3 separate regions of the Homo sapiens genome follow, and all the other regions are linked to region 1. The links are chromatin contacts, found by Hi-C or POLR2A ChIA-PET in ENCODE. All regions are on one chromosome and are shown on one strand. Each heading gives the region's core, a stretch centred on a gene start or an enhancer-like site at or near the end of the contact. The rest is flanking DNA. Distances are from core to core; before and after follow the strand shown.

What was found. Hi-C counts contacts between places; a loop is a spot of excess contacts on that map. ChIA-PET counts read pairs that join two places held with the same protein, here RNA polymerase II (POLR2A). Pooled maps may share reads with other maps.
Region 2: a pooled map shows a loop between it and region 1 (2.4-fold over the local background). The contact joins the enhancer-like site here to the promoter of ARRDC4 in region 1. A Hi-C loop is called at or near these places in 10 of 168 maps with a recorded cell type or tissue (Caco-2, Calu3, MCF 10A and 7 more) and 16 of 50 pooled maps. POLR2A ChIA-PET finds 5 or more read pairs at or near these places in 2 of 52 experiments (BJ and MCF 10A).
Region 3: a map of mammary epithelial cell shows a loop between it and region 1 (4-fold over the local background). The contact joins the enhancer-like site here to the promoter of ARRDC4 in region 1. A Hi-C loop is called at or near these places in 6 of 168 maps with a recorded cell type or tissue (MCF 10A, aorta, endothelial cell of umbilical vein and 3 more) and 5 of 50 pooled maps. POLR2A ChIA-PET finds 5 or more read pairs at or near these places in 2 of 52 experiments (BJ and MCF 10A).

What each region holds. Positions count from the first base shown.
Region 1 is chr15:97,959,287-97,962,550 of GRCh38, reverse strand. It overlaps ARRDC4 (arrestin domain containing 4), which reads right to left and starts at 1,848. Exons shown (of 8, transcript NM_183376.3): 1 at 1,383-1,848. The coding sequence starts at 1,689.
Region 2 is chr15:97,891,342-97,895,024 of GRCh38, reverse strand. No RefSeq gene overlaps it. Among named protein-coding and RNA genes, the nearest start is that of LINC00923, 19 kb to the right of the region's middle. Within about 2 kb of position 2,369, at least 2 of the 41 ENCODE cell types and tissues checked have a DNase peak (open chromatin) inside an H3K27ac peak, as active enhancers do; they include heart right ventricle, where a contact is called at or near this core.
Region 3 is chr15:98,034,073-98,037,666 of GRCh38, reverse strand. No RefSeq gene overlaps it. Among named protein-coding and RNA genes, the nearest start is that of LINC02251, 33 kb to the right of the region's middle. Within about 2 kb of position 1,831, at least 3 of the 41 ENCODE cell types and tissues checked have a DNase peak (open chromatin) inside an H3K27ac peak, as active enhancers do; they include mammary epithelial cell, where a contact is called at or near this core.

The DNA.
Region 1 (3,264 bases), core at 599-3,098:
TAATCCCAGGTTCAACTGCTTTTAATTTTACATCTATTGACTCAGCAGTTATAGGCCCAGAGATACAGTCCAAAGTCCTGGACAAAAATCAATGTATGTCTCACTCCCAAGGTCCTTGACTCCATTCGGCCATCTTGCAAATTGTATTGTCTGCTTCCACTGGGGCCTGGGTTGATCCTGGAAGCCATACTGAGGAAAGTGCATGAAGGAGTAAGAACTATCACTAACACACTGTTCCCATTGATCCAAAAGGCAGTTTTGGTTCCAAATATAGTTTTCCTCACTACAATTTTGGGATGACTCAGATGATCACTTACCTCGAGGAGTTCACTGTGTCCACAGTAGGATAGGGCAAAACCACATATTCTATTATATTTTGTATAAGACATAGCACATAGATATAATGCGTTTACTCTTCAAGGAGAGGAGGTGCATACCATTGTTTTATTTGATAGATAAAAGCTCATGGCAAAAACGTAAAAGTTTAAACTAGTTTCCATCCATGAAATGAGTAAGACTCATGGTTCTTAGTATTTTCGTGACTAAAGGGATCCAATTTTGGTATCTAATATTAATGAAACGCTCATGTAGTGTGTCCCCACATGGGTACTTCTGGAAAAGTCTACACTGTGAACTGGACTTCACCAAAGTGAGCAGGAAGGGAAATCCCGACACGCCCTGATGCTCTTGTCTCTAAAGGCATTTTGAGTGGAGAGAAGTGGGGGAGAGGGGAAGAAGCGGGTAGGAGGGGAGGAGGAGGATGGGGAGGAAGAGGATGCGGAGGAAACAGCAGCAGTATCAGGTAGAGGTACAACTCTTACTAAGTTGCCCTGCTCCCCAGAAGAGGGAAACCAAGCATGATGATCAAGTCTGGAAAACACTTCCTTTGAACTCCTACCCCTCAGAAACTACTTCCCTATTCCCCAAACCAAATTTCTGCTAATTCATCATGAACCAAGAACGTATGCAGGATAGGGAGGAGTGGAGGCCATAGGACACGGGCACCGCAGAATGGAACCTCATAGCCGCCGGTTCCACCGTCCCTTTCTTGGACCAGAAGGAACAGGACCTAGATTTCTGGATCCCCCATTGTCCAATCACAGGTTCCCACCGCACCCAATGGCCCCCTCCCGTCGCGGTCCTAGAAAATCCCGAGCCACTGGTCCCGGTCAGGCCCGGCGGGCCAGGGGCGGGGCGCCAGGAAGAGCTGCGCACCCAGGACTTGCGGTCTCTCCTTACCCGCGAGGGTAGGCCGGACCCCACCCCCGGAAGCCCGCCCTGATCTCACCTGCCAGGTGGGCATCCCGAGGGTGCGCGGCCTCCCAGCCCCTCCCCGGCCCCGCAGCCTGGCGGGGGAACCCCAGGCGCTCGCCTGCGCTTACCGGCCGGGGGCTCCCGCAGGCTGAGGCGCACGTTCAGGTACTCCACCTCCGAGAAGACAGCCAGGGCCGCGGTGCTGGCCGAGGCGCGGGGGCAGGTGCTCGGGCCCCAGGCGGCGGTGGCGCGCCCCTGGGCCTCCAGGCGCAGCGCGCGCAGGGCCACCGGCTCGGACGCCTCCAGCAGCACGTGCCCGGCCACTGTCTCGCCGCTGGAATAGCAGCCCTTGCGCTCGTCCTCGAACACCAGACCCAGGCTCTTCACGCGGCCCTCGGCACCCACGGCCGCCGCGCACCCAGCCTCCCCGCCCATCCCGCCGGGCGACTCTTTCCTGCCCCTGAGGTCGGCAGAGGCCCGGAGCCGGGGTCGCGAGCACAGCGGCGCCGCTGTCACAGGCGCTCGCGGCAGGGTAAGGCCGCCGCGGCAGCCGTGCGGTACCCGATGGGGCACCGGCTCGCCGAGAGGCCTGTCGCTTTAACAAACCCAGTTGGGCCTGGAAAAGGGCCGGGACAGCCCACCCCCGGCGGGCGGCCATTGGTCAGCTGCGAGCCCTGCTTCTTGCTGATTTGTTGTAGATGGTCACTGAGTCATTTCATTGGCGCTCCCACGCGTGGGTGGGCGCAGGAAGGCCGTGCGTGATCAGGGAGTGTTGGCCAATCGGGAGGCTCCGGCGTGCACGTGCACAGGCCGTTTACTGGCTGAGGCCAGGCACAGTCCTGGAGCCCTGGCCAATAGTGAGGCGGTGCGCCCATGTGGACAGACAGTGGGAAACAGTATCTGTCAGGGAGGGGGCGGAACAGGGTTATCTCCGGCTCTCAGCGTGTCAGCCGTTCCCATAGTTACGAACGGGGGCGGGGTTTCTAGCAGCGTAAGGACTTTGCAGGAGCCACTGGGTTCTCGCTAAAGCATGAAGTTGTGGCTGTAACTGGCTTGTGTTTATGATTACATCTGCAATACTCGAGGGGAAATAGATGCTCTGGGAAACGGAACTCGGCAATATTTCCTTTTGAGATCTTGGGGGCCGGCCGCATCGGGACTTTAATGAATGACTTGGAATCTTCTAACCTCCAGGTTTTTGATCACCGCCTCTCCCAGGTTTCAGAATTCCCAGCCCATGTAAGAGCCATAGATAAGAAAAATGAGGGTTGTGGTTTTAAACCTGATACATCCCCTAAGGAGTTCTCCTCCTAAGCTCCGCAGTGTCGCTGTTAGGAATAGCTGGAACTCTGATTCTTCCTGCTGTAAATAAGATCATGAATCACATTGTTTTTGAACAACATCTGTCACTCAAGTTTCTGCCCCACCCGAAAGTTTCCTGACATCATTGTCATATCCACAGAAATTTCCAATTGCCTTGATGACTTGTTCCTCACGCCCAAGTTTCCTCCGGCTTGTCCTGCTACATTTTCCTTTTCAACCTTCCATTTTTTCTCTGTTCTGTTTTTTACCATCTTGCATAGCTGTCATTAGCTGGTCATCATTTTCTTAACTTTTAAGTTGTCCCCTTATCGACATGCCACGTTTGTGAGCTGTTATGTATTGATTAATCTCACAATGAAATTTAGCAATTTTCCTAAAAAAAAAACCTCAAAGTAAAGGTTGCTCTACTACCCTCGTTGAGTTTAGATTATTAATGTGGAGATTTAGTAAAGTTTTATAAGTTCAAAATTTCCTTATTACCTCTCAGAGAAAGTGGAAAAGTCACAAATTAGGCTCTGTGTAAAGTTCAGAAATAGTTGCTATTCTCTGACCATTTCGTCTAGAATAGCTCCCTACATGATCTTACTCTGCCTACTTTTTTTTTTATATAACACAACGTGACCTTACGTGTTTATCTATGTATTATCCATCCCACTCATTTGAAACACAGAACTTGTTCTCATTCGT
Region 2 (3,683 bases), core at 1,120-3,619, 68 kb after region 1:
AGTGACTTTCTTCCTTCAGCCTCTCGAGTAGATGGAATTATAGGCACGTGCCACCACGCCCAGCTAATTTTTGTATTTTTAGTAGAGACGGGGTTTCACCATGTTGGCCGGACTGATCTCAAACTACTGACCTCAGGTGATCCACCTGCCTCAGCCTACCAGAGTGCTGGGATTACAGGTGTGAGCCACAGCTACTGGCCTGAATGTCCTATATAGTCTATATGCTATTTGTTCATTCTGCTTGAAATATTCTTCCCCCTATTCACTACAGTCAGCACCACCAAAGTCCTACTCATATCTCAAGGACTGACTGAATTTAATGTCTGTTCTTTGAGATGCCTTCCTGGAAATTCTCAGCAGAAAGCAGGCTCCCTATGCTGTGTTCGCAGGACACCTTGCCCACATAAGCTGGGCATGGTTTACAGGAAAAATGACTGGGGCACAATAAACAATTGCCGCTATATGGAGGTTGTTGATGACCACTTTCATTAGCAAATACAGACCCTGTGACAGGTACTAGCAGGGCACATGCTGGTTACTACATGGTCCCTCTCTTAGAGGCATTCCTGGCAGTCTCCTTGTACAAACAGGACATACTCATATAGAAGGAGGCACACAACAGGGTATCATATCTTCCATGGTAAACATGATGATGTTTGCAGACTAAATACTTCTAATCTGATACCAGAAGCATATTCCCTGCGTATTTTAATTGAACTAGAGTTAATTGAATATGTACTATAAGTCTTGCACTGTAGGGAACACGAGTTTCTACGGCACCTGGAACTGGCACGATCATAAAAATGATGAATAGACACTTTACTTCCTCCTGGTGTTGAAACCATTTATGGTTCACAATAGGTGCTACACATGCTTTTGAATGAATGAATCAGCATTTTGGAAAGCTTTAGTGAGTCATCCTATTTTTACTCCTTTTCTGTATAAATGATAGGTTCTGACACCTGATAGTTCAATACAGCCACAACGTCATTTAACTAAAGCCTCCAATTGAGGATTTCAGCATTGCTCTCTCACCAGTCCCCTCTTGGAGGAGCTTAGGCAGGGAAAGAAGGATAGGGGTAGAATCAGCCTCTTTTTCTTCACCAAAGGGTGGTCTCTGCTGCTGGTTCTAGGCTTCTGGCCAGGGTTCTTCACTGTCTCTTAACCTTTTCATTTTGTAGTTGAAGCCCCTTTACAGATGGCCCCCAACAGGCCCACTGGCAATTGTCCACTGTCTGCCGAGTGGCCTTAGAAACGCCACCATAGCCATTTTCCTGGTAGCCAATGAAATGACAGTTCCCAGAACTGCCCCTTCCTTCCACTCCTGATAGTTTTAGTGTTCTGTATATCCAAGCCCAGCCACACAAACAATAAAATCACTGAGCTCTCAATAAATATGAGTAGACCAATCACTTATTCAACCCAAAGGGGAAATTTGGTTTACTCCTAAGAAACCAGCTTTTACATCTTTTCCACCACCAGAACAATTGCACCTTGATTTTCATAGAATTACTTTTACTAACTCATGTCAAAATGAACCATAAATTCTGATGTTGATGTTGATGTTGATGTTGATGAGACAAAGGCATTCAATTCCATTTTCGGTTTCAATACAGAAGACATGCGTTGACTTCTTACCATGTGCTCAGCAATGGAACAAGAGGGTCCGGGGGCTTCCTCTGTGATTTCTGAGCCAATGAGGATTAACATAAGATCATCAAATGCGGAGACAATAGTAACAACATTAGCAGCAGCTGACAGTTATGGAACCTTACTGTGTGCTGGGCACGCAGCATGTTCGTATGCATTATCTCATTTCACTCTTAAAGAACTCTAGCTAGATAAGTGTCATTATTATTTCTGTTTCACAGATGAAGAAATAAAGGCTCAAGGAGATTATTTCCTTACTTATGTTTGTGCCACTCTGGAGTGGTGGGGCCAGGATTTGAATCCATGTCAGTTTCTAGAGTTAGTGCTGTAAGCCAATTACACTGCTGCTGCTGCTACCAGCTAGTCATTTACTGAGTGCCGAATCCTCATAACTGTACTGCGAAGGAGGTACCATTACCATCTCCACTTTTGAGACAAGGAAACTGATGCACAGAAAGGTTAGTAACTTGATCAAGGCCACGCAGTCCATGGCAAGTCCATGATTTGAATTCCTTAATCTAGCTCTATAGTAACAGCTCGTACACACTGTCCTAGCTCCGTCTGGTAGCAATACAGATAACCAGCATCTGGTCATCCAGGCAAGACATAGTGTTCTGTTTTGAGGACAGTTGACACAGTGCTCTCATCACAGAAATGCAACCTCTTAGGGCTCTGCTGAATGGTGAAGTGGCCTCCCCAGCCATGGCCTGTCTGCAAAGCAAGTGAAGCTTCTGCCTCTGTGCTTCTCACTCGCCGGGGCCCTTCGACAGCCCTGGGAGAGACTGTCACGCTGTCCTGTGTATTTTTGGTAAAATGTGGGATACTAAATAAGATTTTGTAAAATGTGAAAAAGAATGTGTATGTTTCTTGAAGAGACCGTGACCCGTGTTTGTATAAATCTGTGGTTCTCAAGGTATGGACACTCTGTGTGGACCAGCAGCTTTGGTGCTACCGAACAACTTGTTAGAAATTTCCCAGTCCCTCGTCATGCTCACCTAAACTGAAGCTCTGGGAATGACGTCAGCATTTGGGGTTGACCAAGCCCCCAGGGTGCTTTAGAACAACCCTGAGCCTCATTCCTCTCCTATGCAAGGCCCTTTCCAAGGCTCTGTAGCTAATGTTATGCTGTAACTTTTTATTCTCTTTCTTACATGGCATGCCCAAATTGTATAAGCTTCAGGGCCTCCAGCTGGATCTACCTCGGGTCAGAGTGTTTAAATGTGCTTGTTTCCCTACCACTGAAATGGAGCTCATTTCTGTCTGGACAACTTTGTGTCTCATACAAATTTTATGATTTGGTTCAAATGTTCGAACTTGACAGTTAACAACATGAAAATATGGGTTACCCAGAGAGAGAGATTGGTGTACACAGCAGGAATGTAACCTGTACCAATCAGTCCACCTGTTCAAGGGTGGCTCGCATCACCCCAGGGCTTAAGGCAGGCTGTGACATGGCACCCTTTGAAGTTTAAAGAGACACAGAAATAGGGCTTTTAAGAGCTTTGTAACATCTTCATCAAGCTATCAGTGAAAACCAGGCAGCATGAGGGCAGCCACTGTCCCACCCTCACCAGGATGTCCAGGCCTCCCAGGCTGAAGGGCCCTGCCTGCCTCATCTAGGAGAAGGTCCTGCGAGCCTCTGCCCAAGTCACCAGCTGTTGTGGTCTTGTGAAGAGCAGAAGCAGGTGAGGAGAATTGCAAAATGTTGTTGCTGCCTCCTTGGCAGCCCTTTCTCTTTTCTCTCCTGAGGAAACTCAGGCCCAGGAAGAGAAATAAGGGGTTTAGTGACAGAAGAAGTGATGGTGGGGCCAGGCGCGGTGGCTCACTTCTGTAATCCCAGCACTTTGGGAGAACAAGCTGAGTGGATCATCTGAAGTCAGGAGTTTGAGGCCAGCCTGGACAACATGGTGAAGCTCCATCTCTACTAAAAATACAAAAATTAGCTGGGTGTGGTGGTGCATGCCTGTAATGCCAGCTACTTGGGAGGCCGAGGCAGGAGAATCACTTGAACCTGGGAGGCAGAGGTTGCAGTG
Region 3 (3,594 bases), core at 582-3,081, 75 kb before region 1:
GTGCTGGGATTACAGGCATGAGCCACTGTGCCCTGTCCCTGGAAGCTAATTCTATCCCATTTTAGCAATATGTAAAACAAATTTAAAAACTTTATCTCATTAAATATGCATTTCAGTAAAATTTTATGAAGACTATGTATTGTATACTATCAATAACTGTAATAAGTCAACCTAGAGAAATAAAATTATGCCAAGTGAGTGGAATACAAATAAGAGTTCAAGAAGAAAAAATGAAATTTCTGTCTATTAAGAGGAACTTGTTTGTAGATTTTTAAAGTGGATGATGGAAGGATTAATCACCGTGATATCTAGATTCTATTAGATATATTTAAAATGAAGGATCAGCTTTATTTTTAAAAGTCAATAGTTACAATGTATCAAAAAAGCATATTCTCTGTAACTTTGTAAACTTAACCATGACACATTTTAGAAGTACATCTATAAATGCACCACTTAGTATGCAGTTTTTAGAGTTCTTTGGTAGGGAGTCCCCAGATAAACAGATTTAAAAAACACTGTTTTAGGAATTATAGTTTCTCGTAGAAATTTAATTTTTCATCATATTGCTATGCACACTTGTGCCTTTGATTTATTATTTCATGGCTTCACGTCTGGCCTACACAGTTAAGAGTCTTTGAGGTCTGTGAATTGCCAGTTGCGCAGTGTTTATCAAGCATCTGCTCTGTGTTCAGAATAGTAGAGGACCAAATACGGGACGCAGATTTTCCCATTGAAGAACATTTATTTTATTTAAGGAAAGATGAAAAATAAAAGCAAACCAACAGTAAAGTCCATGTTTAAAAGACAGGTGGACACCTTGTGTTTGAAGATCATTTATCCTCTACTTTAGCTGAAGAATGAACAAAAGCCAGTAAATAATAAAAAAAAAATTCTGACCAAACCAGATTGAACGTATAGACAAAAACCCATAGGTGAAAACATTAACACGCAAAACCTTAAAGATTTATTCAGAACTTATTTACTTATCCATTAAAACAATATTAAGGAGTTGTTTCTCTGTTGTCACAATTAAGATAATATCAAAAGTGAAGAATTATAAAGGAGGTCAGAAATTAACACTTTCCCTCTGTAGGTGGTGTTATGGGCTGTATGCTTGCAGCCCCCAAAATGCATATGATGAAGCCCTACCCTGCAGAGGAGGTGGGTCCTTTAGAAGGTGATTAGGTTTGGATGAGTTTGTGAGACTGGAGCCACCATAATGAAATCAGTGTCTTTATAAGAAGAGAAAGAGTAAAGCTCACTGTCTCCACCAGCGATCGCTCAAAAGACATAAGATTTGTCCATACATTGACCTTGGACTTCCTAGACCCCCTGAATTTCTAGAAAAAAATTTCTGTTGTTTAATCTGCCTGGCCTATGGTATCTTGTCATAGCAGCTCCATCTGACTGAAACAGAACATGAAATGTCTTCTTAACAGTGAAGGAGGAGATGAACGCAGAAAAGACATGAAAGGCAAGGGGTTTTGGCCTGCATGGTATAAGATTGTACACCACATTAGCATCGCTTAGAGTGGAGAAGAATTAATTATAATTAGTATTCATCAAAATAAATGCACTAGATTTAATTTGCTTACCAAGGCAAGAAAGTGTAAAATAACTTTTAAAATATTTCTCTTGAATTTTTTAAAATTTGAAATTAAATTTAAAATTAAACATAGATTAGCTTTTAACTAGAAAATTCTTGTAATGGAACTACTCATTTCTGCATGATCAGCAGGCTCTGTTGCATGTGAATCAGAGGTAAACAATGTGGTTTGGACTAAAGGTTCTCTCTCCTCACCTGGCCTAGGCCTGCCCAAGCAGTCAGTTTTGCACCGTCTTGCAAGGTAACTGGAAATCATGCATAGAAAGCAGCTTACTGCTGTCTAGAATGACTGAGTAAAGAAAGTGGGCTTCTCTTGACCCAACATGAGGTTATGTAGTTTGTGTTCACGCACAGGGAACCAGGCAGAAGCTCTGAGCTCAAAGCTCAGTCTGCTGGCAGTTTGTGCCTTGATTTCTGTGATTGATAATGAGGTCACTGTCCTTTAGCAATAGCCCAGGGGCAGACAAGATCATTTAGCTCAGAGATTCAAAGCACAAGAGATTTTTCAGAGAGGCAAGGAAGTAGGGGGATGAGCGGCTCTGAAGTTTCATTTTTTAAAAAAATCACCTTTAAAAAGTGGTATATGTCAGGCACCTGGCACGGTGGCTTATGCCTATAATCCCAGCACTTTGGGAGGCTGAAGTGGGTAGATCACCTAAACTCAACAGTTTGAGACTAGCCTGGGCAAAATGGCAAAACTCTGACTACAAAAATAAAAATTTGCCAGGCGTGGTGGCCTGCACTGGTAGTCCCGGCTACTCCAGAGGGCGAGGCAGGAGAACTGCTTGAACCTGGGAGGCAGAGGTTACAGTGAGCCGACATCGGGCCACTGCACTCCAGCCTGGGTGGCAGAGCAAGACTCTGTCTTGGGAAAAAAACAAAACAAAACAAAACTGGTATATGTCACAATAGTTCATAACTTGAAGGTAAAAAAAAAAAAAAAAGAAAATGGTATATAATCTGATCATTAAAAATCAAGTAAAATTAGCAAAAATCATATGTAATGATAAGCACTTGACATTTTGATGTGTGGCTCTTACCAGTCTTTTGTTTTCTTTATGTATATTATAACTACATAGCTACTTATGTATGCCTGTGTCTGCACGTGTGCATACTTGTGTGTGTGCATGCATGTTTGCACATGTGCCTGCATGTGTGTGTAGGATTCGTATTGTAAACTTTTTTTTGTTTAGCAATACATCATGAACATTGTTCTATGCCATTAAATATTCTTCCATATCATAGCTTTGAGTGGTACATAGCATTACGATGTAATTATGTATCGGGATTTACTTAACCCATCCCTTTTTACTGAACACTTGGTTGGTTCGTTTTTCATTTTGTTTTAGTTTTGTTGCTATGATAAACACCTTAATCATAAAAAAATGCATGCTAATGGATGAGTGGTAGTTTTATTCTTGTTCCTTCTCATGTCTGTCCAGACGTTTGCAGAGTGAATTGTCTTTGATCATTTGTGGATTGAAGTTTCTTATTCTGGTGATCCCCAGAGGATGGCCTGTCCCATCCCTTCTTTTCTATTAGGGTTGGTGGTAAAGGGAACTTGAGGAGAGTTAAGAAGTGAGACTGGAGAGAGCCCCAGGGGAAAACATAGCACAGTTCTCAGGAACCGAATTGACAGCAGATCTGGGTAAGTTCAAAAACTCACATCATGTAGGAGGTCAAGACTTTAACAGCAGGAGGGGGATTGAAAGTCCTAGAAATAGATACTGAAATTTTTTTAACTGAAGAAATTGAGAAGAAGAGATAAAGGAACTTGATCGTAGAGTCCCAGGGGGTCTATTAACCCCTCACTCCATGACACAAAAAGATGCCCAAGAAGCTCCCGTATCAATCCCAAAGGATGACTAAATGTGCCTGAGCCAGAGCAGCCCAGAACCACTGGTGAGTTCTGGGAAAGAAGCCTCGGGTAGGAAGGCAGAGAGGAAGATTCGCTGTGTTCCAGACATTGGCACAGGAGTGCTCCCTTG